Linked DNA regions of Homo sapiens: regions 2, 3, 4 and 5 are each linked to region 1. Evidence: chromatin loops called from intact Hi-C (ENCODE). Cell type or tissue: endothelial cell of umbilical vein. All regions are shown on one strand. Each heading gives the region's core, and the rest is flanking DNA. Links, peaks and the distances in the headings are about the cores only. Region 1 overlaps LOC101928782 (a long non-coding RNA gene). Region 2 overlaps PLXNA4 (plexin A4). Region 3 overlaps PLXNA4 (plexin A4). Region 4 overlaps LOC107986849 (a long non-coding RNA gene). Region 5 overlaps PLXNA4 (plexin A4).

Region 1 (6,183 bases), core at 739-5,738:
GAAGATAACAAGTGTTAGTGAAGATGTGGAGAAATTGGAACCGCCATACAATGCTGGTGGGAATACAAAATGGTGCAACCTCTGCGAATAGTTTGGCAGCTCTTCAAATATATAAACACAAAATTACCGTAGGATCTGGCAATCCTACTGCTAGGTAGATCCTGAAAAAAAATTGAAGGCAGGGATGTTTGCACATCAATGTTCACAGCAGCATTATTCACAATAGCAAAAAGGTAGAAGCAACCCATGTATCCATTGATGGATGAATGGATAAGTAAACTGTGGTATATCCATACAATGAAATATTACTTAGTCATCAAAAGAAAGGGAATTTTTATATATGCTACAGCATGGACAGACTTTTTGAAAACATTGTACTAGGCAAAATACACCAGACACAGAAGGACAAATACTGCATATTCAATTTATATGAGAAACCTAAATTAGTGAAATTCATAGAGACAAAGTAGATTAGAGGTTATCTGGGGATGGGTACAGAGTTTGCACTGGGGATGATGAGACAGTGGTGATGGTTACGCAATATTGTGAATGCACTTAATGTCACCAAATAGTATGCTGACAAATGGTTAAAATGATAAAAAATAAGTTATGAATATTTTGCCATAATAATAAAAAAGAGTGGCATGAGGCAGCCAATGCGGTGAGGGGGAGCTGGGAGGAACGCCTCCTGTGATAAGAGGGAGGGTGGGGAGGGCGGAAGCAGCCATCAGAATGTCAGTGCTGAAAGGCACCGGCCTTGCTAGTGGGGAGGGCAAAGGGACACCACGTGTGGAGATGAGGCTGAGAAATAGGAGTGAACGCTGAGCGTGAGTGTGAGTCCGTGCCACATGTGATGTCAGGAGAGGGCGTGAGTTATGCAGGTTGCCAGGTAGAAGTGAGTAGGGTCCTTAGAGAGCCTGGACTCCTACTCTTAATCTGCAGATAACAAAACCAAGACCCAGAGCTTTTCCCAGGGTTTGGAAGGAAAAGAAAAAGGAGGATGAGTGTTTGGTCATCCCATGGGGGGTTTGATTTCAGCCAAATGACATTCCTCCCAGGCCCTTCCCAATATTAGTTTCAAATGAAGTTCTGGGGAGGAGCTGATGGGGGGCAATGGAGATGACTTAAAAGGCAGCGCTGGCCTGGAGGGTGTATTGATCAGGGTCTGCAAGTGTTTTTGTCCAGCCTTCTCCTGCCACCTCCCTAGTCCTTCCAGGGCATCAATCGCGCCCCCACCTCTGTTCCAAATGGAGCCTTGGAGACCTGCGGCTGTAGCATGCTCTGTCCCTGTGGACAGGAGAACAGGGGGAGAAATAGGCTAGAGCTGCTCACCTGAACAGCTTGACACCAAAGAATGAGGAGCTCAGTCCAGATATGAGGGTTTGGAGAAAGCTTGCTGGATGGTAGGTGGTATTCTCAGAGCTGCAGGTGGAGGACGGGACTCTCAGCATCCATAATGCCCCTGGAGCTGGAATTGTGACTGGATTCTCTCTCACGGTGTCCAGTGGTTTGTCTATGTCTCTCTCCTCCTCATATTTGCCTTCTTTCTCCACCTGCTCCTGTCTTTCCAGTCCTCCCTACAGCAAGCCCCAGGCAGCGGTTTCTGAGGCAGGCGGCCATGGATGGATTCCAGCCATATTCAAAGCCACTAGCCCTGTTTTCTCAAGTGAGCCAGACGTGCTCTCTTCCACCATTTGATCTTTATGCTGCTCATGCATCTTGTTACAAATAGCTCAACCTTCCCCGTGTTGACTGCAGCACTGGGACATTACAGTAATGTGCCCATTCAAATCAAGTGGATGCAAAGATCGCTATAGCAGCTTTTAGCCACGGAACATTTAGCCTTCAATAATAGCATTTCGGGTCCTTCAGGGACATTCCTCTGCTGATGCACCTGGGATGCCTTTTTCCTCCTCCCCACCACAACCCCCAGAACTAAGGAGGGGCAAACATGACTTTTGTTGATGAGGAAACAGAAATTCAAGTAAGGGAACATCATGCAGAAAATGAGAGGGTTAGGCCTGATAGGACCACGATGATCATGATAATAATAACAACAATAATTTTGTGCACTACTATGCTGCTTACTGGGTGAAGGAATTTACTTGCATTGGGGTAGGTTTTACATCTGCAATTTCTGGATGAGGTCAGTGAGGCTGAGGGGGTCAGTAGCTGTCCTAGGCACAAGGAGAATGCCACCTTATAGTTGTTCACCAGTTCTTCCCAAAGCCTATGCTTGTGATCTGACATGGAAAGCAACTCAAGGCTGTCTCCACGGACATTCTAAAATCAGAGAGAAGCTTCCTTTCCCTGCCGCCTCCAAGGCCCCATGCGAGGACCCTCCGGCTGGTGCTGTCCAAGGACCTCTTCCCTGGTCCCTCCTGCCTTCCTCGAGCAGTATTCCCCTCACCCCCATCCTGCTCCAGCCTCAGCCAGTAACCTTGGTGGATTTTCACTGAATATGTTGCCTCCACCACCAACAGCATTTTTATTTGCACTTCCTTGGGGATGCCTTGCCTGGAGGAAGGAGTCTGTGGGATTGTCCAGAGGTAAGAGGGAAACACTGCGCAGTGGGAGTCCCAGCAGGGGCGAGGAGCAGGGGAGATGGCCGGAGGCTCTGTCTCCACCCTCCTCTTACCACTGCCCATTTCCAGGAAAAGACAACCCAGCCAGAGCAGGGCAGTGGCACGACGGCTTGCTAGTGCTGTAGCATACCTGGTACCTCAGTGAATTTTCCGGGACATGAGAGGCCCATGTAATAAATAGGTCAGGAAACTGAGCCACAGAGAGGACACGGGACTTAGCACAGGGGAAAAGAGTGGTTGAAATGGAACCAGATTCCAGGAGGCCTCATTCCCAGTCCTGTACTCTTCCTGCGGAGACACCATGCTTTGAACCAGGCTCGAAGTTGCCAAAGTGAACATTTTAAAACTTTTCCCAGGGCTCAAGAGATGGCCGAGTAAAATCTCCAGACACTGTGGCTCCCACAGGCTCCTTATTGGGCCATTCACTTCATGGGCACAGTTTGGTGGTTGGGGTGAGAGGAGCTTCGTGGAGAGGACAAAGGATGGGGAAGGAGCCTAAATCCCAAATGCAAGGATTTTGTCCTAAATCCCAAATGCAAGGATCCCCTCCCTTTCCTCACAGAGTTCAGGTAGCTCCTCTTCCTTCTCCTCCCAGGTTCTATTCCCTCCTGTCTGAGTCCTCAGAGCACCCCGGAAGCGGGAGGGCCTCTGGTTGCTTTCGCGGCGGCAGGCTTTTCTAAGCCGGTTTCTCTGGAGGGTGCGGGCGGCTGCGGGTTCCAAGCTCGGGCTCTGAGCCGGGCCAGGCGCGCGCTTCCTAGTTCTAGCAGCAGAGGGCGCGCCTGTCATTGGAGAAGGAACCGCGCGGCCGCAGCCCCTTCCTCGCCGACCGCGTCACCTCCTGGCTGCCTGGGGACCCGCGCGGGAACCCCGGAGCAGTAGATTTGTGGAGGTCGACCCAGGTGGACGAAAGAGCTCGGCACACCGTGTGTCCCCAGGCCCGCTTCCTCCGTGCGCCTCTGTCATCTGCTCCATCTCCGGGAAGCAAAGGGACTTGGGGTGTGGCACAAAGAGCAGGGATGCAGCGGCCGGGTCACTTGGATGGTGTCCTCATCTGAGGCCAGGCCACACCTAGGCCTCCCCACACGCTGTTCCTATAGGAGTGCCACCAGGACTCACTCCAAAAAGGAATGGACGGCGAGGGTTTGTAAATGGGACAGCACCCTGGGAGTGCAAAGCCTGGGACCGGTCCCGGTGGCCTTGGCCAGTCCTGGAGCCTCTATGTGCCCAGTTTCTGTGTAATGCAAAGACACTGAATGAGGAGATGGTCCCTAAAACCCCTCCCAGGGCCAGCATCTGGGATCTCATGCTTACATCATCTTGTCCTTCCTTTCCGTGGACTCTGCCTGTTGGACAGAGTCCACTGACATGCACCTGCCAGAGCTGGGCGGGGAGGGGCCAAAGTTGTCCTCTGTGAAGTCATATGAGAGGCCTGAGAGCAGCAGGATCGGTCCTCCTGTGTCTCATCTCGCGTTCTTCCTGCTCACAGGAAACAGAATCCCTACCAAGTTTCCATCCTAGAGACAGTCGATGTGACTCATTTCATCCCCTGGTGGTCTTGGTTGGCCGCACTCATTGGGTGCAGTACCTCTGATGTGGGAGGCAGGGGTCGGTGGAGGGGAACCGCTTCCTCCACCGGGGGCCAGGTTGTGGGAAAGGCTGGGAAAACACACGCTCTGGAGCAGGCTCTTCTGTGAACTACCTTGGGCACATGGGAGAAATCCTTCAGCATCCCTGAACCTTAGCCAGTCCATGAAACGAGAGGCTGGAGATGGTGTCCACATCCCTTTGCTGTTTTGATGTCTGCACTTGGTGAATCATGGTCAAGCACACCTAACCTCTGCCTCTCTGGAGAAGGGAAACGGAGGAGGAGGAGGCAGGGGGAAAAGAGACCATTTAGGAGGAGAGCAGAAGTCAGAGGGGAGAAAGGTGGATGGGAGGATGCAGTGGGTGGATTTGCACCTGCTCAGAGGTGGGCAGCTGAGCTTTGAGGAATGTGCTTCCCTGCACTGCATGGCGTGAGATGCTCTGTGTAGGGGATGGGCAGGAAGCGGGGGGTTCTGGTGAATTAGGAGAATATATCTTGGTAGAAATCCAAGTGTACTCTCGGTCCGTCCATCTAGACAGGATATAACCTCTTAGGACACTCAGAAACTGAAAATAGAGCATGTATGGCTCTGGAAGCAAGCCTGTGTGTGTGTGTGTGTGTGTGTGTGTGTGTGTGTGTGTGTTTGTGTTTATGATGTGCAAATGCACAAGCAATAGAAATACAAGCACCATGCAGATTGCATAGGTAGGCATCATCAATAAACATTTATTCGGCACCTACACTCAGAAACTCACACACATTTACAAGCCCAACATATCCTGCTATACACATGTACAAAAAAGATCACATTGACCCCTAAGGCAAAGAACCGTTTGCTTGAAGAAGCTTCTCTTACAAGATATTAATAAAATACGCAGGCACATTTTAACTTTAAAAACTCTGGAGAAGGAAAGAAGGAGGGTGAAGAGATGGGGCTGGAGGGAGGAATGGGTAAGGCAGGCCTAATCACAAAGTACTTAGCCCATGCGTCTGGGCCTCTCTGTAAGCACCATATTTCACGATACCTTCAACCTGATTTTCCAACTCATTGAAAACACTTGCCAGCTGCTGCTGAGTGACTCCATTTACTGTTTAAATGAGCTCACTCTAACAGGGCCCCTGGAAGGTAGTCCCTAAGGAGAGCTATGGGTGGAAATGGAGTTGGAGGCCCTAGATCTTGGAATTTTGACTGGGGAATGGGAGAAGGGAGAGTGGGGTAATCACCCAGGAGGGAGAGGGTGGGGCAGGCCAGGAGGGATGGTGAGAGTCTCTGGTGACTTCCATGGGCACATCTTGGATAGGAATTCTTTGTGGTGGGTAGTGTAAACTTTTTTCCACCTCCATCACCCCACATGCAGACTCAAATATACAGACATGTGAAATGACATTCAGGGATTTCATAGTACCTCACAGGATGGCTCCCAGGAGCTGGTCCTCTTGCAGATATGTTAGCTATCTGCCTCTGCATTGATGAGCAGAGTGTTCCCTTGCAAGACCCCATCTGTCGTAAACACCACCCCCCATGGGTCTGCCATGATTCCCTCTGTTCTCTCAATCACTGTAATGTGGGTCCCTAATGCTGCAGGATGCTCCTCTCCCATTTTCCCCTCCTGTCCTTTTTTTCTGTCCTCCTCTGCCCATGACAGAAGCTTCTGGAAGAAAGAGAAGGCTCTCCTATTAGCACATTTGTATGAATAGATGGGTTTGACAGGGTGCTGGCATGCTGAAATGACAGATAATACTCCCGGGAGGAACTGAGACACTGAGCAGCTAAGTTGTGATTAGAAAGCATGGGAGAATTTCCAGGAAGGTGAAGGCTGGCTGTTCCTGGTGAGGCATCTGGGGACCTTGTCAGCCACAGGTCAGATACTGACCCCTTCGGCTGGTTAATTCGGTCCTTTCCCATTGTAGCCCATAATCAGTCCACAGTCTGGGATCAAAGTTTAGCAAGTCCTCCATGTTTTTCCCACAGAGACAGGGGACCTCAGGACCCCACTATTAGAGACCCCTCAA
Region 2 (6,183 bases), core at 686-5,685, 200 kb after region 1:
CAGGAAATCTGCATTAACAAAGACAAAGAGGGAAAAGTGTGCCCTGCAGTCTGCTATTGTAAGCCTGTTGCTTATAATGTCCCAATCCTGGGACCTTCTGCCCCTTTTGGCTGTAGCCATCCCTGCAGGCTATAATCCTACGGCTTCCAACCAGCCTGCTTGGACGCAGGTGGGAAAGAGGGCTAGGCACCATGCAAGGGATTGCTTACTTCTTTCCTCTGCTCCCACCTCTGCCTCCTGCCATTTCCCCTGATGTTTTATTGTTTTGGTGGTTGTTCTCACTGATGGTAATAGTTAGAATATTCATTATGTGTTTGGCTTGCTCGTTAGAACTTAAATTCTTTGAATTACATCATTTCAATAGAACCAGTACAATATTTCTATACTTGCTCTATCTCCCAGCAGCCAGCATGTACAAATAACAAATGCTATTAATACAGGAAAACCTAATGTTCAAGACTGCCAATCAGTCGACAAGGATCTATTAAGTTCCTACAAAGTGTGCAGGGCGGGACTCAGGCAGGCAGCATTGAGGTCTGAAAATGTTTGGCGGTGTTTGCTTCATCCCTGGAAATCCCTAATAGGAAATAATGGGATGGCACCCAGGAAAGCTCAGACAGCCACAACACCCAGGTGAAAGTAGGGGTCATTCCAGCTGCCCAGCCTTCCTGACAGCTGGGCTCAGAGCCCTGAATGCAGGACTCACGACTTCCAGCTAACGAAATCTCTGTTTACATCTTCCTGTTGTTCCACAAGTTACACCAAGGATAGGGACTCTGGGAGTCCACATTTGCTCTGCCGGTTGTTTCTTCCCTATGCTTCCCGGTCCTCAAGCCAGTTTTGCTGACAGGCACAGCAAACAGGGAAGCCACAGCACCCACCTGAGGTTCCCGCCTAATGAAATATTAGCATATTATTAACATTAGTGGTGGCACTAATCTCTGGTTGATTGCAGCCACTCAGGCTAAATGAGCAGGAGGTTTATTTAAAAGAGAAGAGGTAGGGAACTGTGGAAGAAGGGGGTGGGGAGAGGGTGGGTTACACCTTGGGCCAGGAATAAAAAAATAATCACTTTTCCATCAGAGACAATTAACTCCAAGTCAATATGCAGATCTTAAAATTCCCAGACTGTGTCTTCCTCAGCATAGCAATAGATCAAGTCAGGGTTGGGGGAAAGTGTCCTCAGGGTTGGGGGAAACTGTCTACTTTCTGGGATTTCCTTTGCTCAGACCTGAGTACTTGGAAGAGCTGGCATCCAAGAAGATTTGGCTCCACTCCAAGGACATTATGGCACCCCTGGAGGTGGCCTTGCCCCAGCAGGAGGGATGGGGTGAAAACAAATGGTTTAGATACCATTGTAGGTGATATTCTTGCACTGTGCTACTAAAAGCAGGTAGAAATGTTTAGAAAGACCCAACTTTCTCCAGCTAGGACCGAGAGAAGTTCTGGGCAGAGCATTTTTTTTTAAAAATTTCCTGAAGGCTGCTAACATTCAATGGAGGCAGTAAGTAGGAAGACTCACTAACAGAAGCAGATTGGTAGGCTGGGGACATGCCCCACTGAACAGCTCCCAGTAGTCACGCCACAAAGTCTAGAAGAGTTAAACGCATCTTACCTAAAGGCAGGTCCTGGGAGATATCAGACCCAGCACAGCTTTAAAAGGAGGAAATCGCATCACAAAGTTTTGCTACACTGAGTGAGCAATCTAGATTTTTGAGTCTTATTTCAGAAAGGTTGGAAGAACCCCAGAACGAAGGTCTTCTCTCACTAGGAGTTAATATGGGAGCAAACCCCATGCTTTGGTTCTGTGGTCTCAACCTTGGTTCCTACCTGGTTTTTCATATTCAGCAGGGATAGTCTCTTCTCCCGGTGAAGAGGATGAGGAGCCAGAGTATACTACATTGAATACAGTTTTGGTACCAAAGCCTGACTTCTGCCTTCATCTGTGCATTGCTTTGGGGCCCAGGGCTAGGTGCCAGGGTGCTTCGCTGAGCCCTAATGCTTTGCCCATCCTAGCAGTTGTTGGTGCGGGCAACAGGCCCACACTGCCTCAGAAGAATGATCTGGGGAAGAAGATCTGGAAAAGCTACAGGGAGGCAGTTCTGGAAGCAATGGGACAAAGGATAAGCCAGCTTTGCCTCAGGTAGAGCTCTCAACCAGAGACCACCTTGGCTCTGCATCTCATCAATAATTATTGAGACCCAGCTTTATGCAAGCTTCCGTACTAAGTGCTGAATACTGATGTGCGATCTTGAAATTTCAACCTGAAATACAAATTACTCACAAGTGAAAGGAAGGATGATCCATGTTAAAAGGAGAGAGGGGATCATAGGGGAGAACACCTAGAGTGTCAATTAGTACTTGGAGAATCCTGTTGTCTCAAAGGAAGACATAGTGGTTAAGGGCAGGTCTCTTCACCACACAGAGCTTGGAAAAGAGAAGAGAGCAATTGCTTGAATAGAATAGGAATGCCCTTTGTTCACCTGGCTGGTTCCTAAGTGTGTTTCAAAACTGCTTGCAAGTCACTGTTAGACATTGCCCTTCTAAGATCTGGTTGCACACGACACATCCTCCATCTTCCATAGCATTTGTCCCACACCAGCAGACTTCCTTGCCTCTCACCCTCATCTGTCAGTTCATTGAGGGCAGGGGCCATGTCTGATTAGCCCCGTGTCTAGCATAATCACAGGCACCCAGGAGGTACTTGGATGGGAGAGTGTCCTGGCCGTGACATTTGGCATATTTTTCTTGCTTCTTCAGCTGGTTCAATAAATGTTTGTTAACTGACTAAGTGATAGGAAAGAAAGATGCACAGACAGATTTGACTAGAGGGAAGTAAGAGAGGGAGTGAGCACAAAAATCTAGGAAGAGTGGATGGGGAGGACCAGAGAATGTGCCTGCTCAGAGTCCCTGCTGATGAAAACAGGCTCTGGCCAGCCCTTCTCCTGGAGGCCCAGAGTCCCACCACCATTAACTTGAGGCTGGGTGGGCTCAGGGCTCCCGATGTGCCCCCTGCCCTCCCTTCACTCACCAATTGCTCTTCCAGGTATGGCGGACGTGCGGGTCATGAATGCCATGTTTATCAGCCTGCTCATCCAGGAAGTCAAACATGTACTTGATGGCCAGGGGCAGGGCAGAGCCACGGTGTGCCGTGCTGAAGATGGTCTCAAAGAGGTCATCCACAAACTTCTGCAGTGTGCCCTGGAGAGGCAGGATACGTCCAGACACAGCTCGACTCACGTAGTTCTGAGGATGGCTTTTAAAACCTGCCTCACAGACCTAGGCAGGGGAGGATGGTATACAGCCCACCCTACTTGGGTAAAATTGGGTAAGTCCATGCATTAAATCATTTTTTCCCATTTCATCTGTCTCTAACAGCTTTAAATTTCCCCTGCACATGGAAAAGAGATATAACACTGATGACTGGACCTACGTAAGGCTTCCTCTGCCAACAACACGGTTTGGTTGAACACCCTCTGGCGGTGTTATTTTAGCACTTTTCACAAATGCTAATGAACACTCACTTGGTCAGAGCAGACAAACACAATCTGCTGGCTTTGTTTGGGCATTACTCACACTGGCTAATGAACAGTGACTCACTTGGCTCTGCAGAGAGCAGAGCTGAGCCCAGTCTCAGGAGTGAAAGACTAGCACTGCAGGCAAGCAACGTCCCCAGAACCAGGATTAGAAATGGTGCCGGAGGCCAGACACGGTGGCTCATGCCTGTAATCCCAACTTCTGGGAGGCTGAGGCGGACGGATCATTTGAGGCCAGGAGTTTAAGACCAGCCTGGCCAACATGGTGAAACCCCACCTCTACTAAAAATACAAAAAAAAAAAAAAAAAAAAATTAGCCAGGCGTGGTGGTGCATGCTTGTAGTTTCAGCTACTTGGGAGGCAGGAGGATTGTTTGAACCTGGGAGGAGGAGGTTGCAGTGAGCAGAGATTGCACCACTGCACTTCAGCCTGGGTGACAGAACAAGACTCTGTCTCAAAAAAAAAAAAAAAAAAAAAAAAGAAAAGATATGGTGCCTGGGAAGTCGTGATGGAGCCCCGACTTCCCCAACTTGAGATTGTAGATGATACCACAGAGAAGAAATCATTCTTTTATAAGGCATGGCAGAAGAATGTGAAAAGAGGCAGTTAGAGTCTCAGTATTTCAGAAGGGCATGGAGAAGGGGTAGAAACAAATCTTCAGATTGCATGCCAACACTGATGTATTGGCAGGGTTTGCCTGGAGTTCTGGATTGAGAAGGATTCTGAGGTTCGGTACGGGGAATGGTCAGCAGTGCCTCCTGGGGTGGGTAATAGAGTGGGCACCAGCATGAATGCTGGGTACTGGCTACTCTGGCATTTCTGTGGGCTGATGAAGTCCCTCTCCATAGCCTCTGGGCTCCCTGCACCCAGTTCTCAAGTCTGATACCTTAGTGGCCAGGAGTCGGGTCAGGTAGATTTCAGACACCATCTTGCTCCCCCGGTCCCCCTCCTTCTGGTCTCCGTGCTCGTGGTTCTTCACTAGGTGCCACATCTTGACTCCACTCTCCAGGTCAGGAGTGATCATAGGTGTCCGTGAGCGGAGGCTGTCGGGGCTGCCCGTGTACCGGATCATGTTTTCTGCCAAGGCAAGGATCACCCCCCGACATATGTGAGGCCACACAGCCTTAGCCCATCACTTACCATGCATCCCTTGCTCCGGCAGAAGCCAACGACTGTCTGATCATTCCTGCCATTGGTCGGTGCTGTCACCTTGCCTTGGTTTGGTGCATTCCCTGAAACTGGGATGCCTTTCTCACCACCTCCAGGAAACTATCTGTGGCTAATTCTACCCACTCAGATCTCCCCCTTCTTCCTGTACTCTGCATCGTGTCAACCCTTAATTATTCAATTTGTAAAAATATAAGCCTGTACTTTTTTAATGCTTTTCCTTGTAAGAGTTCTCAAGTCACGTCTCAGGATGTGTTCTGTGCAGCCAATTAAGTACATACTTAAGAGCAGGTAGCCTGTCTCCCTCAATAACCGCTGATCGGATGAGTAATCACTGGGTAACCTGCTCACCTTCGTCTGTCCTCCCCTCTGGCCTGCGCCAATTATTCCTGTTTATTTGCTGAAATTCCTGCCAGTGTTTGTGAAGTGTTGTGAAATGAGTACTGAGCAGGAAAAAGAAATGGCGGTCCTACTGTGTGCAGGCACTATTCTCTGTATTCATCTATTGATTATCTAGAATGATCCTGTTCAGTCGGTAGATTTTTCAGTCTCTTCTTCTGGTAAATAAATAAATAACCAAGGCTCATAGTGGTCAGATGACTAGCCCCAAAGCACACAGATAGGGCAGAACAGGGCTTCTTCTGGCTTCTACCCCACCTCCAGCACCCTCTCCTCACCACTGCAGAGCCTCGCACCTGGTCTGTACCTGCACTCCACTGCAAAATAACAGTGGCTCTTACAAATCATTTAGCCTCTGTGCACCTGAGTTATAATGTACTAATCTGCATAATAGGGGGAAATAATAATTATTTAATTCACTAGATTGTTATGAACATGATGTGAGATAATAGCTATCACACAGCCTGGAAGACATTCATGAAAGTTGGCTTTACTTCTTTTGCTCGTGGATGAAGGTCTTGCTTATGCATCAGAGTGCCCGACTGAAACCAGGGTCCTCTTCCCCCACCTGGCTCTCTTCCCCGATGGTCAGCCTGTCTGATGCCCCATCTCCCCTCTCCAAGAGTCTCCTGCCTTCTGGCTATGCTGCTGTCATGACAACAGCTGCTCAGGACACCCAGGCCTCCCTAGGACACTCGGTGGGATCTTACCATATTTACTTGCTGAGGTCCTGGAGACGGTGGAGTTGTTCACTGCGTTATAGGCTGTCACCTGCTTGGACACTAATGCCACCACGGAACCATCTGGCACCTACAGGGAAAAAGCTTCTCAGGGCCTAGGCACAGCAGCTCTGCCACTCCAGGAAATAAGGACAAATCATGATGAACTTGGCACTAAGGGGAAATTGGTGCCTTGCTGGAGAACTAGGGGACTTTGGAGGCTGTCAGCTTTCCTTGGAGCAGAACAAGACACAGATCTGGATACTGACAAGTATTCTGTTTTGTGGCTTCTCTTGGAGTAACTTCTGGCAAGAGCTCCTCCCTAGCATTCTCAATCCCAGTGCTTCCCTGGAAGATGACCC
Region 3 (6,183 bases), core at 594-5,593, 560 kb after region 1:
TGGGGGCTGGTTTAGCAACCAACACCAGACCCATGGGAAATCCCAGGGAAGTTTCTCAGCATTGCGAATGGTAACAACCAAAACCTACTGGGGTGCCACCTCTCTCCTTTTGTACTTTAGCTCCAGAGAACCCCAGTGGCTACCTGTCAGGGGCAGATAAATCCCATGCCACCAGTCCATCAATCCCAAATCCCACTGTCCCTCCTGGAGTCTATGGCAGGCAGACTCAGCAGCCACAAGGGCTGTCATTGAAGTGAGAAATACCATGATGATTAAGTTTGTGTGTTTTCTGGTGGGTGCTGGGAAGCAGTGGCCCTGCTCCCCAGGCTGAGTTATGGGGTAGGTCATTCCCTCATTAGTGGAAATAAATTTTATTAGCCCCACTCTCACGGCAATGTATCTTCCTCTCTTGCTCCTCGGGTCTAGGTGTGGGTCTGGGTAATGTTGCCTGCGTGTGGGATAAATCAGCCGAACAAATCCCATTATATTTTGGAACACTGACGGAGACACAGTAATGGCACAGAGACCAGGGAAGGGAGTGGGCTGCTTCTCTCCCACTGACCCCGTTTCCTGCCCATAGGGCCACACACACTAGGGAAAACATGTAAATTGAGAGGCCAGATGGAGAAGAGCTCTCTCAGTTGTCTCTTTCTCCTTCTCTCCACTGACTTTCTTGATAAAAGAAACAAGCCTGGTGTGGTGATGTGCAGTCCTTCCCTTATACCTTACAAAAACTAAGGGACATGTGAAGGTAACAGCAGCAAGCACTGGCCCAAAATGTGTCTTGTCACCCAAATGCATTATCTTATCATTCATAACCTGTGCTATATAGAAAGGAAGGCAATTGGAGGGAGGCCGAGGTGGGTGGATCACCTGTCAGGAGTTTGAAACCAGCTTGGCCAGCGTGATGAAACCCTGTCTGTACTAAAAATACAAAAATTAGCTGGTCGTGGTGGCGCATGCCTGTAATCCCAGCTACTCAGGAGGCTGAGGCAGGAGAATCGCTTGAACCCGGGAAGCATGGGTTGCAGTGAGCCAAGATCGCGCCATTGCACTCCACCCTGGGCAACAAGAGTGAAACACTGTCTCAAAAGAAGAAGGAGAAGGAGAAGAAGAAGGAGGGGGAGGGGAAGGGGAAGGGGAAATAATAATAATAAAGGCAGCTGGAGCACATCCTAGGGCCTGAGATACCAAACACCACACCTGCATTAAGCACAGCCCAAATCTCTCAAAAGCAGGTATTGGTGAAGGAAAAAAAATTCTAAGCATGAAATCACTGCAATATTATTACGCCCCTTTCTGTCCCCTTGGGTGGTTATTATAACTAAAGGAGGAGACACAGGATGATGCTATGAAGATGTTTGAGTGTCCTATGAATATAAGGGGCTGTGTGTCTATCGTTATTAACATCTGTATATTTCTCTTTCCTTAGGAGCTTCCGGACTCTTTATTAAAAGGATACTTTTTTATCATCTCCTTCTTGAAGATAAAATGTGTGATTCAAAGCAAAAGGGAAACTGCTTGCCCAGTGATATCTCACAAGCTGGGACTGGCTGAGACCCAAAGATCCTGACTCCTAGACCAGTAACCCGGCCAAGACGCCACCCTGTGAGGACGAAAGGAATTGAAGGGAAGGCCCAGAAGTCCAGATCTGGATTGTTAAGTAGGGCTGGTCTATGTGCCCATTGAACAAGAGGTCTGGCTTCCCATTTTGGCAGGGTTATCTCACACTGCATGAGGCGTGTGTGTGTGAGAGAGAGAAATCTCATTGTACTTGCTGCTGAGCAGAGTGTGTGGGGGTGAGGGAGAACAAGTCACAGAAATAGGGAGACAGAGAAAGGCTAAGAGAGGACCGTGCACCAAGAGTGTGAGTGAGTGAGCAAGAGGAGAGAAACAGAGAAAGCAACAGACAGCAACGAGGAGGACAGACATCAAGGACAGAAAGAATGGGTGTGTGCACATGGGTGTGCTATGGGTGTGTACGCCACTGTGCTCGGGCTCATGACATGCAGTCCATGTCTCAGTATTGTGAGAGCACACATCCTCAAACCTGACTTTGTGCTAAGCTCTCCTGGCAGCAGTCTGCGTTAAAATTCAGCCTGTGTGACTCCTGGGTCCCGCCTCACTCCCTGCTGACCCGATGGCCTCCAGGGTGGGCATCCTGGGAGAGTACATCCAGCCTAGGAAGCCAGCCTCAACTTTGCTCCTGCCAAACCCAACACATCGCCCAGGGCTCAGCTACCTGTCACACAAAGCACCATGCACACTAGTCTGGGATGGGACTTTTACTGCAAACCCTGCTGGCCAAAAAGAGGGAGGTGGGCGGGCCTTTCACCTAAATACCTGAGACAGGTGCCATCTCCGAGAGAGTGGGAAGACTTGATTCTATAAAGATTGGGGCTGTGATATGTCAGGCACCCAGTGCTAAATAAGAAATCTGGAGTACAGGGTCATGGGCCATGAGAGGTGGGCACTCAGACCAATGTGTTAGATTTTTGATGTGTGCATTTATTGGGACATGAGTGTGGCATGGGCCATGGTGTGTATGGCAAGTGTAGTGGAGATGAGAGAGGAAGGATGGTGCGGGGAAGAGGAGGAGTTCCAGGTCTAGAGAGGACAAGAGCTGAGCAGAAAAAGCAAGCCTCGTCTAATGCCATAAACAACAGGATACAACCCCATCAAGTCTGAGCCCTGTGCTTCCTGCTGACAGGGAAAAGAAAACACCCCAAGAAGACCTGCAGAAGCCAGGCCCCAGAGCCTGGGATGCCTGCCTGGCCATTCCGGATGCTCACTTTCGTGGAGTTTCAGGATCTCAGGCGCCAGACCAACCTGAGTAACCACCCAGACTGGAATGTGAGGCCAGCCCAAGTCCAAGGGGGTGACCCTGTCTCCTGCTCAGGACTGCCATGCCTAGGAAACCAGTGAGTCAAAGGAACGGCACGTGGAAGGGGACCTCCATCGCCACCCAGTCATGCACACAGCAGGGCAGGAAGGGGAGCTTTGGGTTAAAAAGAAACAGCTCCATCTCCTGTGCCTGTGTGGCCCTTGTGGGACTACACAGGGCTGGTGGGTAAACTCCAGAGTCAGGTGGGAGCTGGGTCTAGCAATGGTTCTCAACGAGAGGCTTCTGGAAATGTGAGAGGTTTTCTAGTCTTGTAGTGGCTGGGAACTTCCACTGGTGCTCAGCACTGTAGGGCCCCGGATCACAAACGCCCTACAATATCAGGCAGTCCCTGCACCAAGAACTGCCCACCCCAGACACTGCTAGCACACTCTTGTGAAACACCACGGGAAGAGCACCAAGCTGAGAATTAGGATACAGAACAGCCTTCAGTTTACTAATTACATGACCTTGAGTGAAACACTTGAGTTTTGTGTTCCTCCATTCCCTCAACTGCAGAGGATGCCTGCCCTTCCATTATCCTACAGTATTGTTGGGAGAAGAAAAGTTGTGAGAAAGCCCTTGTTAACCATCAGGTACCATGCAAACTCCAGTGTGTTATTTCCAGACAGCCGGGAGGTCTCTGCCCTCTGCTCCCACTACTGGGGTTTGACAGGTGTCAGTTGGTGATGCTGGATAATAGTTTCTGCTCCAAGGACCCAAATTTTCTAGTTGAGGGACACTCAGGTCAAGGCTTGACAGGGAGATTGAGAAGCTGATTTCTGCACCTTCTGCATGCCACCTTTCTCCACACCGCCTAATCAGTACTATGGCCGAGACTATCTGACTCCCATACCCATGGCTCAATCAGTTCCAAAGTCAGGGAAGACTGAAGTGGAGTGAATGACAGTCACTCCCATGACCACAGCCATTGTTCCCATCACCCAGGCCATAATGACCTGCTGGTGTGCATCTCTCTCCTCCACTGTGTGGGCTCCTGGAGACAGATGCCATTCCACAATGCTTGGTATCCACCAGGAGGGAGTGCATTGCCAAGCCCTTCCCTAGGGCTCCATATATGTTTCACCATTCATTAGTTTATTAAGAGGTGCTAGTTCGTTAGTGTTGGATGAGGTTGCCCCAGGAAGGTGAAGAAAGGAGAGAAGGTATAGATAACCCTATGCCTGGGGAATTCTGGGATGCCAGGTGCTTGGTCAAACCCAGCATCTTCTCCAGCCAGCTGCCCACTCCAAGTCAGGAGTGTCAGGTCCCCCCCAGAGAAGGACAGACAGCCATCACCTTCTCCTGCATAAGGTCCTGGCACATGACAGAGGCCACAGGTGTGGGCTCCCCAGCCTTACTGTCTGTCACATGCTCTGCAGACAGGGGGCCTCAGGGAGCCTGGATGGCAGCCTTCAAAAGGGGCTGGGGATAGAGATGCACCAGTGATAAGCCACAGAAACTGAGAAATGAAATCACTGCCATTCCCCACATGAGTGCTCATTAGCAAATCAGTCTCAGCTTGACCTCTAGTCCCCTGAGTCCCAAGACAATTGGGGCTCTGACAGACCCTCTAGGACCCCCCCTCATACCCATGTCCTCATGAGATCCTCAGAGTTACTTTCAGATACTAACCCACTTGTTCTGGGAGACCTCTTTCCACCCAGGCTGGAGAAAGCCAGGACAGGGGTAAAGCATGGCTCAGAGGGTGAAGGCGGAAGCTGCTGTTCCCACCCTCCACTGACACCAGAAAGCCCCAGCTGCTTCCCTAGCCTCCACACTTGGTGCCCACTCAGGAATGTACATTTGTGACAGGTTCGTTTATGTCCACAGCAACACATTCCCATGAGGAGGCCACTCCTGGCCAACCAGCCCTCATCTCCAATGGGAGCACAGCCGGCCTTCCCTGATTCACCTGAAGTTGAGGTACAGCTGAGCTCTCTGGGGGCTGCAGGTCAGCAGGTTCTACCCCAACGGCCCAAGACTTTTCCCTCTGTGCGGTCCTCAGGCTCTGGCCTGCCCAGTGCTCTGTGGATGCTCCCTGGCACAAGGGGCCTTGTAGTAGGGGTTCTTCTTCCCATTCCTTCCTATCCCCCAAATGAACACAGCCAAAGCAGGTGCTGGGACCTTGTGAAGGAGGCAGGTGGCCCAGGAGTTTTGCGGATCCCGGCTCTGAGTTCTGGAGGTGTGAGTTCAGGGGGAAGAATGTGGGTCTCAGGATGTGGAAAGGGCTAGAAAAGCCTGAAGAGCCCCATGGGAGGAGCATTCTAATTTAGAGAGCTGGTACAGCCTGGAGCACAGTTGACATTCATTGCTACTCAAATCCCTTCTTCAAGCTTTTAGAGTTGTAACTATGATAAAACCCACAGGGGACCCCTTACCCTACAAAATACAAGTCCTAAAAGCCAACCTCCTGGGCCTTGCCCTGCCCTCTGTCATCTTCCTACAACAGAAACACCACAGGACAGAGGTCATCTGGGACTGAGTTCTCAATTCACAGGGCTCAAGGGAGTGTCAGACTCCGTGACAAGAGAGATCTCCAGAGTTCATCTTGTTCATCCTCCACCTCTAGGCAGGAAGGGAACAAGAAAACCAACCCAACAGCCTTGTAAATGAGTTGAGGAAGAGCTGGGTTTGCAAATGGTGCCATCGGGGCAACACAGAGCCTGGCCTGGCCGATGTCGCACGAAACACGTGTGGTCTGAGCCGACTCCAAAGGAATCGTAACAGGAGGGTGGGAGCAAAGGAACTCGGGTATCTGCCAAATCAAAGGAAACTGATACTGTGCATTAAACACCAGCCTGGCCTTTTTCAGACTGGCTGGAGAGACAGCCCCAGGCCTGTGCAGAGTTTCTGGCCTCCTCCTTTCTACTCTCGGCCCTGAACTTGCCTGTAACTTGAAAGGGCTAATTAAAGCCAAAAGAAAAATCAAAAGCTTGTTATCTTGCTCCATTACTCCCCGTCCCGGCATTAGCCTGTCTTGCAAAGCTGTTTTCCCTCTATTCTCTCCAAGGCTACCACACGGTGTTAGGACCTGCAGCTCTGCAGACTTCCATGATGAACTTGGCTTTTTGTATTGTGGCAGGAAGCAACGGCAGCACGAACACTTGCCCATGGGCAGCCAGACGGACGCCTGCAGCTGATTTTTCTCCCAAGAGCATCGCCCAAAAAGTCAGGGTTTTAAGAAAGTTTTCTACAGGAAACTGTCAGAGATTGCCAACTCCTCTGGTCTCAAAAGAACTTGTTGTTGTTTAGTAAGTGCACAGTATAAACTTGCCGTCTTCTAACATAGGCCTGCATAT
Region 4 (6,183 bases), core at 509-5,508, 83 kb before region 1:
CATCACTTTGACTTAGAGTTGAGCAATTTGGACCTGACTGGACAGCAGAGGACATACCCAGTCCGTCCAGTAGAGGGTGCCAGCAGCCTCCACCCATAGAACAGCCTCAATGTGAACACCCTCACTTCTTTCTGAGGAAGCGTTTACAGGCAGAGCTGTGTCCGTTCACAGTGTTCAGCTGCTTGAGCATGGCTTCCATCCATTCGGGGAGAGCAAAGAACCCTGGACCTAGAGTCATGAGCCTTGGATGCCAGCCTTGACTCTGGGACCCCAGGGAAGCCATACATCTTGGCCTTATTTTTCTTATCTTCAAAATTTGCAAGAATTATCACAGAGGTGCCTTTCAGCTTTAATACTCCACAGTTCTGTGACTCATACGTATGACTGAAACTCTCAATGAAAGATGAGTTAACTTGAAATGTTCTGGAAAGTTGGGCTTGGAGTAACAGATATAAACAATACAAGTTTATATGGAGCTGATTTATGGAGAATTTTATTTAGAGGAATAAGGAAATGAAACAGTCTCCCCACTGTCTCTGTTCTCTTGGGTGAGAACCTTTTCAATTGCTTTTAGCCAGCGGTCACTTGAATCTTTTTAGGCAAGCTTGTTAAAAGGAAGCAAGATGGTTTGGGCTTGCATTAGGGCAAATCAAGCACCATAAAACCCTGAAAAATCAGAGGCTGAAACGCAATACAATTATATTTCTCACTTATATCATAGTCCAGTTTGAAACAGGTGGAATGGGCTCTGCTCCACAAGGTCATTCAGTAACTCAAGAGACCTTCCAATTCATGATTCCATCCTCTTCCAGTCCTCAAAGTTTTCTGCTCAGCCAGTGGATGGGGAAAGAGAGAGAGTGGAGAATTGCCTAGGAGTTCACAGGCCAAGCTGGGAGTGACATATTTTTAAAAATTATTATTATTATTTTTTGAGTTGGAGTCTCACTCTGTTGCCCAGGCTGGAGCACAGTGGTGTGATCTCAGCTCACTACAACCTCTGTCTCCCAGGCTCAAGTGATTCTCCTGCCTCAGCCTCCTGAGTAGCTGGGATTACAGGCGCCTACCACCACACTAATTTTTTGTAACTTTAGTGGAGATGGGGTTTCACCATGTTGGCCAGGCTGTTCTTGAACCCCTCACCTCAGGTGACCCACCCACCTTGCCTCCCAAAGTTCTAGGATTACAGACGTGAGCCACTGTGCGCAGCCTGGGAGTGACATATATAATGCTTGCCCTCTTTCCATTCAACAGGAGTGGTCACATGGTCCCACCTAGAAGCTCAGGGACTGGAAAATATGGCCCAGGGTTGTGGCCCAGAAAGAAAAAGAGAACAAAAGTCTTGATGATAATTAGCAGTTTCTGCCTCTCTAAGGGCTGTTTCTGAGAATGAAGAAGAATGCCCTCTCTATAGCGTAGGTACTATTTATGTGAAGGCAGTGTCCCCATCACTGTAAGACTGTGTCCTCCCTCAGGGGCACCTTTCTTGGGTTTACACTAAAGTGCTATATAAGCTAGCAGTGGCCCGACATATGCTCTGAAGTCAGGCATATCTTGTGTCTAATCTCAGCCCCACTAACTAATTATGAGAACTTGAATAGGAAACCTGTTTCCAGATTACAAATGAGGCAACTGAGGGTTGTAGGGAAGGATTCAACCAATCTCACAGGGTTTTTGTGAAAATTACATGAAATAAGATATTTAAGGAGAATGAGGCAGAGTAGGCACTCAATAAATAGTATTAGAGTTCTCCTCTCACCTCCCTTTTGGAATGGTTCTACCACCATGAGACCCCCTGTTAGGAATATTGGTCTATGGTTCAGTTCATTAATGAATTTGGGCCAGTTCCAGCTCCTTAAAACATTATAAGGTCCTTTCCATTCCTGCTGAAATGCACAGTTAATGTTAACTCTGAGCCTGATATCCTTTAAATGGCATGCATTCAATAAGGCAAAACAAAAGCTCAGAACCCTATAGAAGAATGAGCAGAGATAATAACACTAAAAATCTGAGCTCCGTTAGTGACTGCAATGGAATACTTGAGTGTTGAGGTGTCTGGCACCTAAGGCAAAAAAGGGGAATCAAATGGATTGCATAAATCTCATTATATGATTTAAGAAAGATGCCTCTTTGTGAGGGAATAGTAACTCTTTTTTCCTGGGGGGCTACAATGAAGAAGACATTTATCAGGTGGCACTTACAGGTGAAGGCATGGCCTTTCCCCTTCTGTCTATGTGATTGACTCTGAGAACTGCCTTTGGATTTTCAAAAGCGTAATCTGGGGCAGAATGAAGAGAGATACCTGCTCCCCAGGATTCAGGAGCAGGCCAGTGCCTCCCATGGGTAAATACCTTCCTCTTGGGTGGAGATTTGTGTCTCGAGAAGGGCATAGATGGATTCTACCAGCTACAGGCTGGATTCTAAGAGCTGGGAATTACCTCACACAGAGTCAGGGTCACAGGGCTATGAACTCAATGAACACCAAGCAACGGTGCAGCTTCCAGAGTCCCTTCCTGCTTCTAGTAGCCCTGCTGGATGGACGAGGTGCAGGGTGCAGCCAGCCTGCCTGGGGCCTGCCCAGCCCTGTTTGTCTTATGTGGCATAAAGTCCTCCTGAAATAATTTTGCATTTGCTTTAAAACAATTTGCCTGATTGTAATGATAAAACAACATTATATGCAGATGTCTTGCTATTTTAAAAAACCTAATTTACTTTGAATTAATGTTTGTTGACATGGTGTTTGGTGGGGCAGGGACAGAGATAGAGGGACCAGGAGATGGAGCTATTGAAATGAGAGAACCACTAAGTAAAATGGTTCTTCTCATTTTTTTTTTCTTCAAATCAAACTTTCAGGAGAGAGAACAGAGTTAAAATCTGCAGGAAATGCTTGCATCCAGGAATGTTTTAAAGCTCTTGCCAAGATCAACAATGAGAAGTATGTTTGGAAATTGCTTTGCAAACCTCCCAGTTTGCAGAGCGCAGCACCTCACCAATAATGGTGATGGTGGCTGGTGTTTATAGGACACCCATTGTGAAAGGGCTGTGAGCACTGGGCATTTATTTGTAAGCACCACTTGTTTACACAGTCAAGCTGGGACGTTGAGGTGATAGAAATAACTCTCCTTTTCAATAAACAAGGAAACTGAGTCACAGCAACCAGTTCGAGTGACTTCATTAAGGCTTAGATTCAGCCTCACAGTATTGGAGTAGGTTTCAGAGGTCACCTTGTGGCAAGTTTTTGGATTGACCTCTTGGAATTTCAGACCTGAAATGGTCCGTGAGGACCACGTGAGGACCACATCCGGTTAGAGGTGGAATTGGGCATATAAACAAAGCATCCAGGATGACTTCTGTTAACTTTCGTGTCTGCAGAATTCCTCTGAAGCAGTCCCAGGCCTCCACCAAGTCTCACACATCTGGCCCTGTTTTCCTTTGCTCTATCCTCAAACCTTCTTCAAAAAGCTTCAGATTCTAGGTAACTGCAGGGGGTTCAGCTTCAGGAGACAATGAGACTCCAAGATACAGGTGCAAGGCTTGGCATCAGCAGACTTAGGTCTGAATCTCAGCTCAGATGTTTTTAAATGGTTTGACTATAGGTAGATGACTTAATTTTTATGATGCCTCCTTTGAACACCTAACTCAGTGGCTCTCCAAGCGCAGTGTCTCAAGCAGCAATATCAGCATCATTCAGTAATTTGTTAGAAATACAAATTCTTGGGCTGTACCCCCGACCTACTGAATGGTCAACTCTTGAGTGAGGCTCAGCAATCTGGGTTTTCAAAGTCCTCCAGGTGATTCTGGTAGATGCTGAAGTTTGAGAAGTGCTGCTGAAACTAATAATACCATCAGCCTTACAAGGCTGATGTTAGGCTTAGAATTAAAACATGGAAAGTTCATAGCACACATGAGATGCTCAATAAACTATAGTAGTGACAGTGGCTTCTCATCATCATCATCATCCCCTTCCTTCCTTCCTTTCTTTTTTTCCTTCTTTTTTTCTTCCTTCTTTTTTCTTTCTTTCTTTCTTTCTTTCTTTCTTTCTTTCTTTCTTTCTTTCTTTCTTTCTTTCTTTCTTCTTTCTTTCTCTCTCTCTCTCTCTCTCTCTCTCTCTCTTTCTTTCTTTCTTTCCTTCCTTCCTTCCTTCCTTCCTTCCTTCCTTCCTTCTTTCTTTCTTTTTCTTTCTTTCTTTTCTTTTTTTTGAGACACAGTTTTACTCTGTTGCCAAGGCTGGAGTGCAGTGGCGCAATCTCGGCTCACTGCAACCTCTGCCCCCTGGGTTCAAGCGATTCTCCTGCCTCAGCCTCCCAAGTAGCTGGGATTACAGGCGAGTACCACCATGCTAGGTTAATTTGTGTATTTTTAGTAGAGATGGGTTTCACCATGTTGGCCAGTGTCGTCTTGAACTCCTGACCTGAGGTGAGGTGCCTGCCTCGGCCTCCCAAAGTGCTGGGATTACAGGGGTGAGCCACAATGCCTGGCCATCATTTCTTCTCTGAAACTACCTTTTAGCTTGAGAGATGTATCACTCACAATCCAGAAGCCTGTAGGATTTCAGTAGTACCTGAACTGTGCTCTCTTAGCTGACACTCATGAGCTGGAGAGACAGATTTGACTCTATTTTATACATTCTTATTTTCTTAGCTTTTTATTCAAGTTCTGGAACTATAAGCAGAGTGATAGGGAAAAGGGCCAAGTACTATAGGGGCCATTTGGGCAGGGAGTTTATACCTGCAATCTGTCACCTCTCCCATGATGAAGGTAACAGAGAGAGGAAGAGCTTTGTCAGGGATGTTTGGAAGACTCAGTGTCTCTGGATTCCAGAGGGGCTTTTTGTTGTTTGTTTTGGCTTGTGTTGTTTTGTTATTTTCCCTAGTCCTACTACTACTTTACTCTGGTTCTTTAATCTCCTCCAATAGGATAGTGATCCCAAGAAAGAGGCCTTGTTCTCATCCAAAATAATCTCACGGGAGTTAATACAAAATAAAAGAGTTCTTAAATTGAGTGCAACAAACAGACAAACCCCAAACTTTACAAACAACTTACATTTAAATATTTTCTACCCAAAGTGCCTTCATTTTGCTTTCCAAAACATCCCTTGGGCATCAGGCAGGAGGGAGATTGTTGTCTATATTTTACAGACGTGGAAACTGAAGCAGAGAGGAATTGGGTTGATTTGCCCCAGATGATGTGGTGGTCCTGGAGGCAGCCTCCTGGGCTCCCAGACTCTCCCTGCTTGCTGGATGGAAGTTTCTGAAGGCCCTGGGCTCCCGGAGGCTGCAGTGGACATGGAGAAACAAGGAAGAAATGTTTGTTTATTAAGCAAGGGAGCAGAACTAGGAGATTCATCAGCTTATATGGTAGAGCCCCCTCTGGTCCCTGGCATGCCTGGGAAATGGGGAGTGGAAGTGGGTCTCTTCCAAGCAGGGGATCCCGCAGGTTCTGGACTGGGAAGGTCATCATGGAAGAAGCTGCCAGGCATACTTTTCAGAAAAGGTCTGAAGTTCCATCCAAGGGTGCCCTGGAGGAGTGATGAGCAGAGCGCCCTGGGGAGCTGTTTGTATTTGAAGCCTGGAGCCAAATGTGGTAGATTAGCTTGGGTACCAAGGCACTCAAATGGCAGGTTCTGATCTCCTCTGGAGGTTTGGAATTGGTTCTCTGAATCATCTTCATACTTCACATCGTACTGCTTGAGCAGCTGGTGTGAAACCCAACTAGGGAAACTGAGGCATGGGGAGGTTGGTAGAAATGACAGTGAGATGGAGTCCAGGACTCCGCCAGCAAGCACAGCCTCTGGATTCTACCTTGCTGAGTGAGCAGTTCATCCCAGATTTTCTGCTACTCACGGGCCCGGGCCTCACACTCCCAGGCCTCATTGCAGCTGGGCCCATGCACCAGCCTATTTGGCCAAAGTGTCTGGATTGGAGAACACTGAGCAAGAGAATCACTTCAAGCAAGGGGTAGGATGTGGAGTAGAACTGCTTTCTCTCTCATCTTCCTGCCAGGAATCCAGATGTTCTCCATCTCTAGACAATTTGTGGTAGATTTAACAGCATCTTCCACTGGATACAGCAGCTGGTGCAGATGCTGCCACCAGAGAGGACTTAAATCATCCTGTTCTATGCAACTGAGGCATCAGGCACAAGAGGGGGGTGTGTGTGTGAGCACATGTGCCCATGAATGTATATG
Region 5 (6,183 bases), core at 479-5,478, 310 kb after region 1:
CCTAAAATGACCCAGAAAGTCTTCCTCTTGGAATCTTTCCTGCAGAAATACCAGCACCTAGACACCGGTGGTTGGCTGTGGATATTCACTGTGGCTTTGTATGTAGTAATGTCTGTTTGGAAACAACCTAAATATCCATCCACAGGGGGCTGGCTAAAAAAATCGTGGCACATCTACACTCTAAGATAATAGTCTGTATGTACTAAGATGGATGAATGTCTATGATTCATATTTGAGTTAAAAAAACAAATTTTATAAAAAGGGTATATTAAGACTCAATGTTTGTTTTCAAAAGACAACTGTGCAGCTGTGTATACATATATATGCAAACCTCGTGCAAAGAATAACTTCTAGAGAGAGAGTTACATATTTGCTAACAGTGGTTAACTTTGGAGAGTTTGAATTTTTCACAGACAGGGTATTATTGACTTGGGAAATTAAAATAATATTTTAAAGATGCTTTAACCTTTAGTCTTTTAAACTAAATTAACTGTGCAGCTCAAAATTTATTTTAGGGTGACAGCTTGAATTTTTCTTTTTTCTTTTTTTTTTTTTTTTTTTTTGAGATAGAGTCTCACTCTGTCACCCAGGCTGGAGTGCAGTGGCGCGATCTCAGCTCACTGCAACTTCTGCCTCCTAAGTTCAAGCAATTATCCCACCTCAGCCTCCTGAGTAGCTGAGACTACAGACACACACCACCATGCCAAGCTAATTTCTTTTTTGTACTTCTTTTTTGTAGAGATAGGAGTTCACCATGTTGGCCAAGCTGATCTTGAACTCCTGACCTCAAGGGATCTGACTGTCTTGACCTTCCACAGTGCTGGGATTACAGTCATGAGCCACCATGCCCAGCCCAACTTTTCTTTATACCCACAAGATTTCTAATATTCTGGAACTATGGAAAGGGCTCTTGTCTGCTTGGTCTCTCCCTCTTGGTTCACCTTCTGACCAGTAGCACCCTAGAAGTGAGCCCTGGGCCATGGGGGAGTTTTCTCCTTATAAAATTAACTATCCCATATTGGGTGGGAAAGTCATTGTTTGGCAATGCCTTATTCAGTGATGTCACCTGTCCGCCCAGAAGCTTCCTGCAGAAAACCCACACCAATTCCACCCAACATGGAGAAGACTCCATCTCTCCACAGAAATTACTGGGCAAGGACCAGGGCACCTCTGCCTACAGCCCCCATATGTGCAGACGCTATCACGCACTATGTGTGCATCAGTTTAGTTTCCATGTGGAGGAGTCATGGTGTGCTGGGACATCACTGGGCTGGGGGTCCTAGGACCTGGGCTGTAATCCTAGACCCGTTCCTTACTTCTGCAAGCCCTTAGCAATTGTCTTCATCTGTCTAGCTTTCAGTGTTCAACATAAATTGATCTCTATTGTCCTTTCAAGCCAGAAGATTCCATCATAACTAACTATCTTAAGGCTGGAAAAATCTCCAGGAGTGTCACTCCAGGATCTCCCTCAATTTTATTCTCATCTTGGTTACTTCATCTATCTGTATGATAGGGACCCTCAGCTCTGCCCTTTCCCTAGCTCTTGTGATCTCAAAAAAGTACAGTGATATCAATCTGAAATATACTTTGAATTCTAAGAAAGGAAATTGTCGCAACTTCTAATGATGAATTATGAAACCACTAGAGTTTACTGTGGCCATTTCTATCTATCATTAACATAAACAATTGTGAGGGTGAGTAAAGGGTTGTGTGCACATCCTTTCTGAGAGAATGGAGAGAGCACAGGCTTCTGAAGTCCTAGATTCAACTCCTGGCTCAGCCACTTATCAAAAATGTGTCTTTGAGCCTCGGTTTCCTCCTATGCATAAAGGGAGCAGTATTAGGTGACGATTAAATCCTGTTGTCAGTGCTCAGCAACGTCCCTTCTTGCCTTTCTCTGTGTGGGACTGGGAGGACAGTCAGGGGACCCAGCGGCGCTGTGCCAGCCTTCATGCTTTCTAGGCTGCAGACGTAATGCAGAGCTTCCCGCTTCCATCTGCCAGGAGCTGACCCCACCGGACTGTAGTAGTAGGCCAGTTGCTTTCCATTAGGAAGTTCGTTTTCAAGGGGTGAGTGGTGGTGGTGGTACGGATAATGCATCCATTTCACATTTTGCGCATCTGGGGAGTCTGATCTATATCCGACTAAGGCTCAGAATAGATTCCCCATTCCAAAATGAGAAATGGCTATTAGAGCTATATTTAGACTAGGGGTTCAGTGAGCTCAGAAATAATTGCTGGCCCTGGGGTGGAGATGGGGTAGGAGGAGGCTAATTCCAGGCTAATTTGGGCCCATTCTCAGGGGGGGTGGCCTGGGGGAAGGCCGGGAGTCTCAGCCACCCTATTTCTGTCCATTCAGGCCTCTGCTACAGCAACAGACAACCCCCAATACCAAAATGCCATTGCCTATGACAGACAAGCTCAGTAGATGGAGAACCTGGGAGAAGGATCTAAAAGTGTAGCAGCCCACAGGGAGGGGCAGCAGATAGGTGGAGGCTTTTAATAACTGAATGTTAGTCAGGAGTCTGTGGGTCACAGGGGACCTGGGACCTGCTGCTGCTGGGACCTGGGCTGTGCAGTCTGAGAGCTGATGCTTAGATCTTAACTCTGCCACTTAAGAGCTTGGTCAGGCGCACTCAACATTCTCAAGCCTCTGAAAGCTATGCAGATTAAATGACATAATACATGTAAAACACTCAACACAGTCCTAGACCATCCAAACCTAACACCCAGCATCTGTCCTTATAGGCACGACCACCATGGCCAACTCATCTTTTGGGTTTGCTTTTCCTGGGACAGACAACATTCACGTTAATGCAAAGTTCAATTTTAAAATTCAACTTTAAAGGTTTCCAGATGTGTCCCTGTGATTGCTGAATACTTCAGCCCTCAGTTACCATATATGTAAGTGCTGGAAAAGGAGTCAGAACTGAAGAGAACTTGTGATGGGATCTCACAGTCTTATTCCTAACCTGACCACTGACTCCACTGGGTGATGCCCTGTGATCCCCAGGCCTAAAGAACCCCTCCCTATCAATAGGGCTTTGGCCACACAGCACAGCCCCAGAACTTTCCAACCAGTTCCCTGTCTCTTTCTCTCCTCTCTTCAGCTATTCTGAGAGCTTTTGCTCTGCTCTTGAATTGCATAGGAAGGAAAAGAGGAAAACCCCAGCAAGTAAGTTTTATTGCCCCAGCACCTGGAAAAGTTAAGAAAAGACAGGGAACACTTCCAACTATCTGATGAAATGAGGTCAAGGTTATCTGTGTTCTTTATTTAATCAGGGTCTCCCCTGACCTCTGTGAACAAGCATAACCAAAAGCGTGCCCTGGGTCTGGGATAGGAAATCATGCTGGCTCCTAGCCAAGTACAAGAGGCCGTGCTGTGTGCCGGCATGTTGGGACATGAGTTGGCACGGCACGTCTGGAAGGCCAGGGTCAGGCAGTGAGGCCCAGCATGGTGGTATTTGGCACAGAATCCAGCAGCCCCTGCTGTGACAGGGACATGAGGATGCAGCCTCCAGACACAATTAAACATGGGGCATTTGCTGAGTTTGCAAACAAACCTGCAGGATACAGGGCTGAGGCAGCAGCAAGAAAACGGATGTGACAATTCAGGGCAGGTAGCATGCCATACGTGGAATTCATTTTCGAATGCTTTTCTCCTCCATTAAGCCTGCTTCGGATGTTGCTGGGAATATAGCTTAACCTGGACCAGGGTCTGGGGCAGAGTGGGGCTGGTTTGGGTTGTGTGCCTCCCCAGGCAAGTTCACCATGCCACCGTTTGCTGAGTTGTGGGCCACCCCTCAGGGATGCTCACAGTTTAAGGGGAGAATCAAGGCACTTACAAGGTGCTAAGGAGGAGGGAAAGGCAGGAATTTGGGGTCTAGGTTAATTGGCTCCAAACTTCACTGAGCAACAGAATCAACAGTAGATTCTGTTTTGCTGGATTTAAGATGCTGGTGCCTGGGCCAAGCTCTGAGCAGCAAAATCAAAATTCCCAGGAGCTGGGCATCTGTATTTTCTCAAGGCCCTGTACTCCTCCACTCATTCCCCAACCCATGACCCTGTTAATGGGCTGGGTTTGGGACAACTGGCCTTGACCATAGGGAGCAGAGGAGTTAGTGATTTGAGGATTATGCATTTTGCCCTGGAATCTGAGTGATACGGCAGGTGGAAGGCTATGGGGGCACAGGGACAGGGTGGGGGTGAGCATAGAGATAACACTGGACAGCTGTACATGGCTTCCCCATTCATAAGCAATTTCACAGCCATGGTTGCCTATGACCACATTCTGGTGAGGTAGCCAGCTCAGGGAGGACAGCCTCCAGTTTACAGATGAAGACACAGGTTGGGAGGGGTTAAGCGACTTGCTCAAGGTCACGCAGCCTGTGAATGGCAGTGCCAGGTCCCTAACACAAGGTGTCTGTGACCAACGGCTGCTCTATGACATGGCGCAGCCTCCTTTCTCCACTCCAGTCCCCTCTCTTGCAGGGGCCAGGTGGCTGTAACTCTCTCGTGATGAGCTGCAGCTGCCTAATTGGTTGCAGAGGCAAGTTGTCCCAAACATCATGGACAATGATGAAGGCAGAGTTGGCTTGGAGAATTTCCATTCAAATATATCTTATAATCACTCTTTGGCCAACATGTTTCCCTCACAAGGTCTGTCTCCTTCTACATGACACACATCTCCAAATAAGGCTCTCTATCATCTGGGGCCTGGCAAGATTCTAGACAATCGCTCAGTGTGGTGGTGCAATGTCACCCTGGCCAAACCCAGCAGGGGCTGGTATGTCTGACTTCATGAGACTTTACCAATTATGGAATTGTTTCACTGGATCCAGGGGCTGCAGACTTCAGGGCTGGCCATATCCTGAGGCAACTGCTGCCTGGAGCTTGGTAGGGAATCTACATCCTGTCTTGGGGCCAAGGGTATGGTCTGGGGACACAGAGCAGCAGGAGCCCACAGGTGGGCCAATTCTTTAGGACAACCTGACCTTCACAGGGCTCCCAGGCTGCTAGAACTGAGTGGGCCATTAGTTCTGACACAGATGCTCAGTTGTGGCCCTGTAGATTTGAAGGGAAGGCCGTGGGCTGGTTTACTAGGCCATGTTTTCCGAGGCGTCTTTCCAGCTATGCTGAAGAATCAGTCTGACCTTGCAGAATGTCTGTAGATGGAGGAATTGGAAGGGTCCCTCTCAGCTTTCTGTGCCATTCACCCTGGTCCAGCCAAGGGAGAATCCAGCAAAATCATTGACATGCAAAGGCATCTTTGGCTAGCATGGGCCTTAATAAAGCCAGCTCTCTGAGATGGAGGGTGTAGCTGGAAAAGGGTCATTGAAGGCAGAAAAGTTGGACAGAAAGCTCCACCCCGTAGGGCCCATCTAATCTCTGCAAGACTCCTGGCCTGGAAGGCCACCCTGGTCTGCCCTCATGTCGGGTCACTGAGACTCAGCAAAGCCTGGAGAGGGTCTCCCCACCCCTGGTGCTTCTCTGGCCAATGCTTCTTCAAGGAGTGAAGGGAATCTGAAAACAGTGCAGACCAAATAGCTGCTGTGTCGACGAAAGGCGGCCGGGGGCTGAGCAAAGGGTGGCATTGGTGACACCACAGGGTATGAAAGGTTAGCTTTGCATGCCTCAGCTCCCTATTAGATTTTCCCTTTTCTTCTTCCTGCTTTCATTCTTTATCAGAAATTGCCTAGTGGGCTCTCTCTCACTCATACTTCAGCACGAATGGGCTGGCGTCAGGCCGTTGCTGGCAGTGGCTGCTGCAGGCTTGTTTTTGGGAGCAGAGTCAAGGAGCAGAAGTGAAAGTCCTGTGTTCTCAATGACTCCAGGAGCAGGAGACCCTGCCTGACCATAGCCCCTGCCTTTGGGGCTGGCCTTTTCTCTTTTCTCACCACTCTCCTCCTTCCTGTCCCCTGTGATCAGTGACCCTGTGACACTCATGTGCACAATTCTGTAGGAGCTATGCTTAGACCTTTTGTGATGCTTGGAGAAACCACCCACACCCATCCAGACCCCAGATCCAGGAAAACACCTGGGAAGAAGACAAAAATAACTATGAAAGCGTAGGTTGGCTGCACTAACCTAATTCTAGGACCAAAGAATCCCAGAGTTGGGTAAAAACTTAGTTGCCTAATCCAAACTTTTATTGGATATAACCACTCAATGCAGATATTTATGC

The links. A loop is a pair of places that touch in the nucleus more often than their neighbours do. Peaks named below come from ENCODE experiments on the same cell type or tissue, not always from the same donor. Only the 100,000 strongest peaks of a DNase experiment are listed, where the experiment ranks them.
Region 2: it touches region 1 in a loop (6-fold over the local background); 31 of 110 quality-filtered maps call a loop at or near these places.
Region 3: it touches region 1 in a loop (8-fold over the local background); 4 of 110 quality-filtered maps call a loop at or near these places.
Region 4: a loop joins it to region 1, with 8 times the contacts of the local background. A loop is called at or near these places in 5 of 110 quality-filtered maps.
Region 5: a loop joins it to region 1, with 3 times the contacts of the local background. A loop is called at or near these places in 57 of 110 quality-filtered maps.

The regions. Positions count from the first base shown.
Region 1 is chr7:131,942,200-131,948,382 of GRCh38, forward strand. All of the region lies in intron 5 of LOC101928782 (a long non-coding RNA gene), which reads left to right. Among named protein-coding and RNA genes, the nearest start is that of PLXNA4-AS2, 320 kb to the right of the region's middle. RefSeq lists a silencer at 3,305-3,364. In endothelial cell of umbilical vein, for the core only: a CTCF peak has its summit at 3,361 (motif pointing right); a DNase peak (open chromatin) is centred at 3,352; H3K27me3 peaks cover 1,209 bases.
Region 2 is chr7:132,142,088-132,148,270 of GRCh38, forward strand. PLXNA4 (plexin A4) reads right to left here. Exons shown (of 32, transcript NM_020911.2): 27 at 5,813-5,912; 28 at 4,423-4,613; 29 at 3,032-3,201. Among named protein-coding and RNA genes, the nearest start is that of PLXNA4-AS2, 120 kb to the right of the region's middle. In endothelial cell of umbilical vein, for the core only: a CTCF peak has its summit at 3,499; a DNase peak (open chromatin) is centred at 3,544; H3K27ac peaks cover 592 bases.
Region 3 is chr7:132,499,355-132,505,537 of GRCh38, forward strand. The region is part of intron 2 of PLXNA4 (plexin A4); the gene reads right to left. Among named protein-coding and RNA genes, the nearest start is that of PLXNA4, 74 kb to the right of the region's middle. In endothelial cell of umbilical vein, for the core only: a CTCF peak has its summit at 1,615; DNase peaks (open chromatin) are centred at 1,577 and 2,817; H3K27ac peaks cover 3,552 bases.
Region 4 is chr7:131,859,280-131,865,462 of GRCh38, forward strand. The region is part of intron 1 of LOC107986849 (a long non-coding RNA gene); the gene reads left to right. Among named protein-coding and RNA genes, the nearest start is that of PODXL, 310 kb to the left of the region's middle. In endothelial cell of umbilical vein, for the core only: no CTCF peak of the experiment used is centred there; a DNase peak (open chromatin) is centred at 2,892.
Region 5 is chr7:132,252,691-132,258,873 of GRCh38, forward strand. All of the region lies in intron 4 of PLXNA4 (plexin A4), which reads right to left. Among named protein-coding and RNA genes, the nearest start is that of PLXNA4-AS2, 5.1 kb to the right of the region's middle. In endothelial cell of umbilical vein, for the core only: no CTCF peak of the experiment used is centred there; a DNase peak (open chromatin) is centred at 3,321.